2 separate regions of the Homo sapiens genome follow, and region 2 is linked to region 1. The links are chromatin loops, found by intact Hi-C in ENCODE. Cell type or tissue: GM12878. All regions are shown on one strand. Each heading gives the region's core, and the rest is flanking DNA. Links, peaks and the distances in the headings are about the cores only.

The links. Peaks named below come from ENCODE experiments on the same cell type or tissue, not always from the same donor. Only the 100,000 strongest peaks of a DNase experiment are listed, where the experiment ranks them.
Region 2: it touches region 1 in a loop (2.2-fold over the local background); 2 of 110 quality-filtered maps call a loop at or near these places.

The regions. Positions count from the first base shown.
Region 1 is chr7:28,704,086-28,707,006 of GRCh38, reverse strand. The region is part of intron 5 of CREB5 (cAMP responsive element binding protein 5); the gene reads right to left. Among named protein-coding and RNA genes, the nearest start is that of TRIL, 250 kb to the left of the region's middle. RefSeq lists an enhancer at 2,167-2,236. In GM12878, for the core only: no CTCF peak of the experiment used is centred there; a DNase peak (open chromatin) is centred at 1,446; H3K4me3 peaks cover 513 bases; H3K27ac peaks cover 243 bases.
Region 2 is chr7:28,814,672-28,817,592 of GRCh38, reverse strand. All of the region lies in intron 9 of CREB5 (cAMP responsive element binding protein 5), which reads right to left. Among named protein-coding and RNA genes, the nearest start is that of TRIL, 140 kb to the left of the region's middle. RefSeq lists an enhancer at 1,634-1,813. In GM12878, for the core only: no CTCF peak of the experiment used is centred there; DNase peaks (open chromatin) are centred at 1,512 and 2,002; H3K4me3 peaks cover 734 bases; H3K27ac peaks cover 1,461 bases.

The DNA.
Region 1 (2,921 bases), core at 252-2,751:
TTTGAGAGCACTGAGCTTGGCACACAATAGGAGCCCCACAGAGGTTTCTTAACAGACTTAACAACGTTACCTCATGGTCCACTATCTCTTATTTCCTGGCAGCTATACCCCTATGTCACATCCATGACAGTCATCTTTTTAAGGGCTATGATAACTTGAAACACTATCCTGATTTCTAGGGACAGTCAAGCTACCACTGGCTTGAACAGGGGGTATGGGGGAAGGGTGAAGTTTCTAGGAAACTGTGTGCTCTCTCTTGTGCAACCTTCCCTGAGCTACCTTGCAAGTTCTCCCACTTTGCAAGAGCACTTATCATGAAGCAGAATTGATATTAATCTGAAACACTTAGTAAAATAGTAGCAATAAAGCTCATAATAATGATACTTGGCATGTACTTTACACTTTGCATTCAAGGATCTCAAATGGCTTTTCAACCTGGCTTTGCTATTTTCCAAGCTACTCATGGACTGGACACACAAGCAAAGAAACCACTGAGTATGGCTTCCCTGTAGACAAAATTGATTCCATTATTAGGTTCTGAGATTGACACTGTGTCCAATCTATGTACATAAATACACCTGCTACATACAAACACCCACAGATACCTACATCCTAAAGGGCAAAAGTGCTAGAAAGATTTTTTTTTTTTTGAGATGGAGTTTTACTCTTGTTGCCCAGGCTGGAGTGCAATGGCACGATCTCAGCTCACTGCAACCTCTTTCCCCCAGGTTCAAGCAATTCTCCTGCCTCAGCCTCCTGAGTGCCTGGGATTACAGGCAACCATCACCATGCCCATCTAATTTTTTGTATTTTTAGTAGAGATGGGGTTTCGCCATGTTGGCCGAGCTGGTCTCGAACTCCGGACCTCAGGTGATCTACCCGCCTCGGCCTCCCAAAGTGTTGGGATTACAGGCGCAAGCCACTGCACCCGGCTGAAGATTTTTTTTTGTCTCAAACACACTTTTGCCTGTATTAGCAGGAGAAACTCTGGAACCCAGGTTTACATTTTAATGGACTTGTTTTATTTCGATATTTCTCTCAACCCTCTTCTCAGGGTATTTATAAGTACAATTGAAATGTCTGTGTCTGTTCATTAAAGGCATGGAATTTTAAAAGGCTTACTTTTCTTTTGAGTTCATTCTAAAGAATATTTTGTTTACGTTTAAATGATTACTTAAAAGCCACAAGGGGTTTATATAAAGTGTTTCTTCTAAGGTACTTTTCTCTTCCCTGGTGGCCCTGCATGTTGCCAAAGAGAGTGACTTGCTCAGTTTCTCAAATGATTCCTCAGACAGTCCTATTCCTACTTGCAAACAAATGTGGTATTTGGGGTTTCAAGTTTAAAATGCAATTTGGTATCATTTCAGATGTCTTCCTACAGCTTAATAAACATTTTCCCCAGAGGGACTTGGGGTCTGATTTTAATTTGTGGTAGGGTTATGGGCACAGTAAATGTCAATTTTAGCTATAGACAGTAAGTCCCTAGTATAAATAGAAACGGAAAGTGACTGACAGTACACTTAAAGAACATGCAAAACATTATGCTTGCTCACTGGCGGTAAGTGTTCCCCCAAAAATCCCTTCACTGGTCTGTCATGATAGCTTGGTTTTCTTTTCTTTCTTTCTTTTTTTTTTTTTTTTTGAGTCAGAGTCTCACTCTGTCACCCAGGCTGGAGTGCAGTGGTGAGTGATCTCGGCTCACTGCAACCTCTGCTTCCCGGGTTCAAGCAATTCTCCTGCCTCAGCCTCCTGAGTAGTTGGGATTACAGGTGGCTGCCACCACACCCAGCTAATTTTTGTATTTTTAGTAGAGATGAGGTTTCACCATGTTGGCCAGGCTGGTCTTGAACTCCTGACCTCGTGATCCGCCTGCCTTGGCCTCCCAAAGTGCTGGGATTATAGGCGTCAGCCACCATGCCCAGCCGATAGCTTGGTTTTTTTCTTCAGATTCCTGACCAGAACAGAAAGGCCAAATTGTGCTTTCTTAAGATGTGTCAACCTGATGATCACAAAATGACAAAGTGAAGTAACTGAGTCCTGCATGATATGGCTTTGAATATGAATACACCAGCAAGAGTGTCTACTGACTCAGCCAGTCATTTGCCTGGTGATCTAGGGCTGTGTCCTCAGTGCCTCTGAGTTTCTGTTTCCTCATGCACACACACACAAAAAATGGCTGAACCAACAATCTTCAAGGGCCTTTTCAACCCTAAAGTTAAATGAGTAGATATGATCAAGAGAGAGTAATCCGGCTGGGTGCAGTGGCTCACATCTGTAATCCCAGTGTTTTGGGAGGCTGAGGCGGGAGGATCTCTTGATCCCAGGTGTTTCAGACAAGCCTGGGCAACTTAGCAAGATCTCATCTTAACAAAAAATTTAAAAATGAGCCAGGCATGGTGGGGTGCCTGTAGTACTAGCTACTTGGGAGGCTAAGGTGGGAGGATCACTTGAGCCCAGGAGTTTGAAGACACAGTGAGCTATGATCGTGTCACTGCAGAAACAGAGACTCTGTCTTAAAAAAAAAAAGTGAGAGATCCAGAACTATTATTTATTTCAGGGAAGCAACACGTCAGTTAAAGGTAGATTTTCCTCAAAGGTGGACACATATAGATGAGTAATTCCTTACTGGTTGTTCTTGGACTTTCCTTTCCTTGAACAAAAGAAAGGCTCAAATGATCTCTGAGTGCAAGTAACATTTAGCTGAGGAGGGCAGCAGGAACCAGGAATCGTGACAGGTAGGCGAGGAGGTCATTTCTTCTCACATATGAACAATAATCCTTTGGATGAGCAGGAAATAAAGGTTTCACTCTTTGTGCACTAGAATAAGTAATTTATTAGTAAGCACAATGACATCTTTTAGGAGAGGTAGGACAGGTCCCCAAATAAGCAGTTCTGTCTTTTCAGTGTTGGAGCCATCAGAC
Region 2 (2,921 bases), core at 109-2,608, 110 kb before region 1:
CACAAGCTCAGGTTTACATCCAATTGAGAATGTGAATATGAGGCGCACATTGGGCAGAATTATGTGGTAGGATTTGTGGCTTCCACCTGAAATGCAATCAGAATAAGCTGACTCATCTACCATCAGATTTTCCAAAAGAAGTCTGTGTTGCTCAATCTAAAAAGAATATCTGAAAATAAATTGACCTTCAGTCATGAATCCCTGCTCTCCCCACCATCTCCTACTCAATTACTGTTCATGGGATACTGTTGAGCAGAGCACATCTACCTGCCTGATGCCCACTGAGCAGGAGGTATGGAAGCATACAGTACACATGTTGGTCAGCTGCAGGTGGATGATGTCAGCTCAGGGTGGCAAGGAGGCAATGAAGTTTTGGGCCATGATTGAATTAATTTGATTGAGTTCATTGATTATTTGGTCAATTTCGGTCTATAAAATACTCTTTCCCCCCTCAATATCAGGATATTGTGGATGGTGTGGGGTTTTCTTCTTATTTACTCATGTAAGTGCCTCGGATCTCTACTTTATCTGTTAATATTAATTCACAAAGGCATGCTCATAGCTTTGTAGAATAATGAACTTGGCACCCATTGTCTACAAATATAAACATAAAATAGATGGTAGCTCCGAGATGCTTCCACTTGATAAAAGTGAACGTAAATGTAGCACTATCTTGAATAAGCCACTTAAAAATTGTGATCAATAATATCCTCTCTTTGGTCAAGGTTTATTTGTGGCTGCCAGGCATTATACCTCACATGTAGGAGACTTAAAAAATGCATGCACACCGAAAAGGACGATTAACATTGCTGTCATTAAGTTGTACCTACACTTTCAATATGAACTTGGCTTTTCAGCCATGTATTTATCACCTAGGAAAGTATGTTTGGGATTCTAGAAGTTGCGCTAAAAAAAATTGAAATCTGTTTTAAGGAATATCTCCCATTTCTAAATTTCTTGGTGAAATAAATTATAAGCAACCACATATTGAGTAACATTAATAACAAAAATAATAAAATAAAACAATGACAAAATAATAAAAATCTCATCTACAAATCTCATCTCATTCCCTTTCTCTTCCAAACTTTATTTTTACAAAATAAAAATGACTATTTGGGAAATTAGCCTTAATGATGAATAAATCACTTAATCAAACAAGAAAATTGCTCTTACATCTCAGAACATACAAGAAGGCAAATTGTACCTCCCAACTCCAAATGAATGTGATTGATAAGGGGCTCTGTGGAAACCAAAAGTGACCCTGTCAATTCCAAGGTCAGTGGGATAACTTACAGGACAATTTATTTTAGCCTTAAACACTAACTTCTTCCTCTTTGACTTTACACCTATCTAAATTCAGATGGCCTTCCTTCTTTTTCTCAGTTCTCCTTCTGCTCAAAATAGCACATATAAAAGAAAGTCACTTCTAGACCATCAAATGAAGGCAATCTCTGGTTAAAAAAAAACAACCAAACAAAAACCAAGAAAGGAAACAGAGATGTGTTTATGTGTGTGTGTGTGTGTGTGTGTGTGTGTGCGTATATATTTGCTTCAGAAGGAAATGTCATATTATTTGCATTTAGACTACAGAAATAACACTTTTCTGAAATCGAAACTGCTAGACACCTTGCCCCCTGAGTAGAAGCTCTCAGCTGCAGATAATGTAGACAATGGATCTTAGAAAATGGAATCAAGTTCTAATTTCTAGTGAATCCACACTTTTCTACCTAGAAAACAAACAAGAAAAGTATTAAAAACAAAACTGGGTTCTCTTGCTTTCTTATACTTTTGGAAGAAAAAACACCCCTGCCTGTGGCCATCTTGGAGAGGTTGAATTTAGTCTCCATTTCTTCCCCCACTATGTCCTGGGCAATGAAACCCTTTCTTGGCAGCATTCGATCTCCCAGGCACAAAGTGTTCATTGCCCCTTCCCTAAGAAAACACTCAATTCTATTCTCTGGGTTTCTACAGTTAGCAAAGAGCTAACTGCCTATGATATTTGGCATGCCCCAAACAGTTTCACAATAAATTTTTGCTTTCATAAGTCTGTTTTACTATAAAAAGAGCACTAGTCAGCACATGTGGTGCCCTGGCCTATCACCAAAACCCCATACAAAGTATATGACTTTGGTGGCATTTAGTCTATGAACAGCAAAACACTTTATTAATAAAGCAATATGTTGTAAGTACAGAGACCAAAGGCCTGAGTGTTGTGAGGATCTGTAAAAATGCAGAACCCTGAGAATATTGAGACAACTGACCATCATTTAAAGATATATGTGAATATGAACATATTCTTTTTTTCTTTTTTATTGTTATAGAGACAGGGTCTTGCTATGTCGTCCAGGCTGGACTACAGTGGCACCATCATAGTTCACTGCAGCCTCTACCTCCTGGGCTCAAGCAATCCTCCCACCTCAGCCTTCTGAGTAGCAGGGACTAGAGACATGTGCCACAATGCCCACCTAATTTTAAAAAATGTTTTGCAAAGATGGGGTGTAGCTATTTTGCCCAGGCTGCTCTTGAACTCCTGGCCTCAAGTGATTCTCCAGCCTCAGCCTCCCCAAGTGCTGGGATTACAGGCATGAGCCACTGTGCCTGGCAGGACATATTTCTTAATGTAACATGTTAATACTTATTTAGCCATGTTATTGTGGGAAAATGAACACCAATTAATGTCCTCAGTAGAGAAGGGCAATCAGCTTCTTGTTTATCCATATACATATAACTATGATGCTGCAAGGACTAAATAAAGGCCTAATAACCACATAAGCCATAGAAATTCATGGGGCAGCATCCAGTAGGAAAAGGAACTCTCACTTGAGAGTTGAGAATAATAGGGTTTGAGTTCCCAAGCTGCCATGCCAACCAAGTATAAAACACGATGGTTGAACTACTTCCAGAAAGTTCCTTCCAGAAAG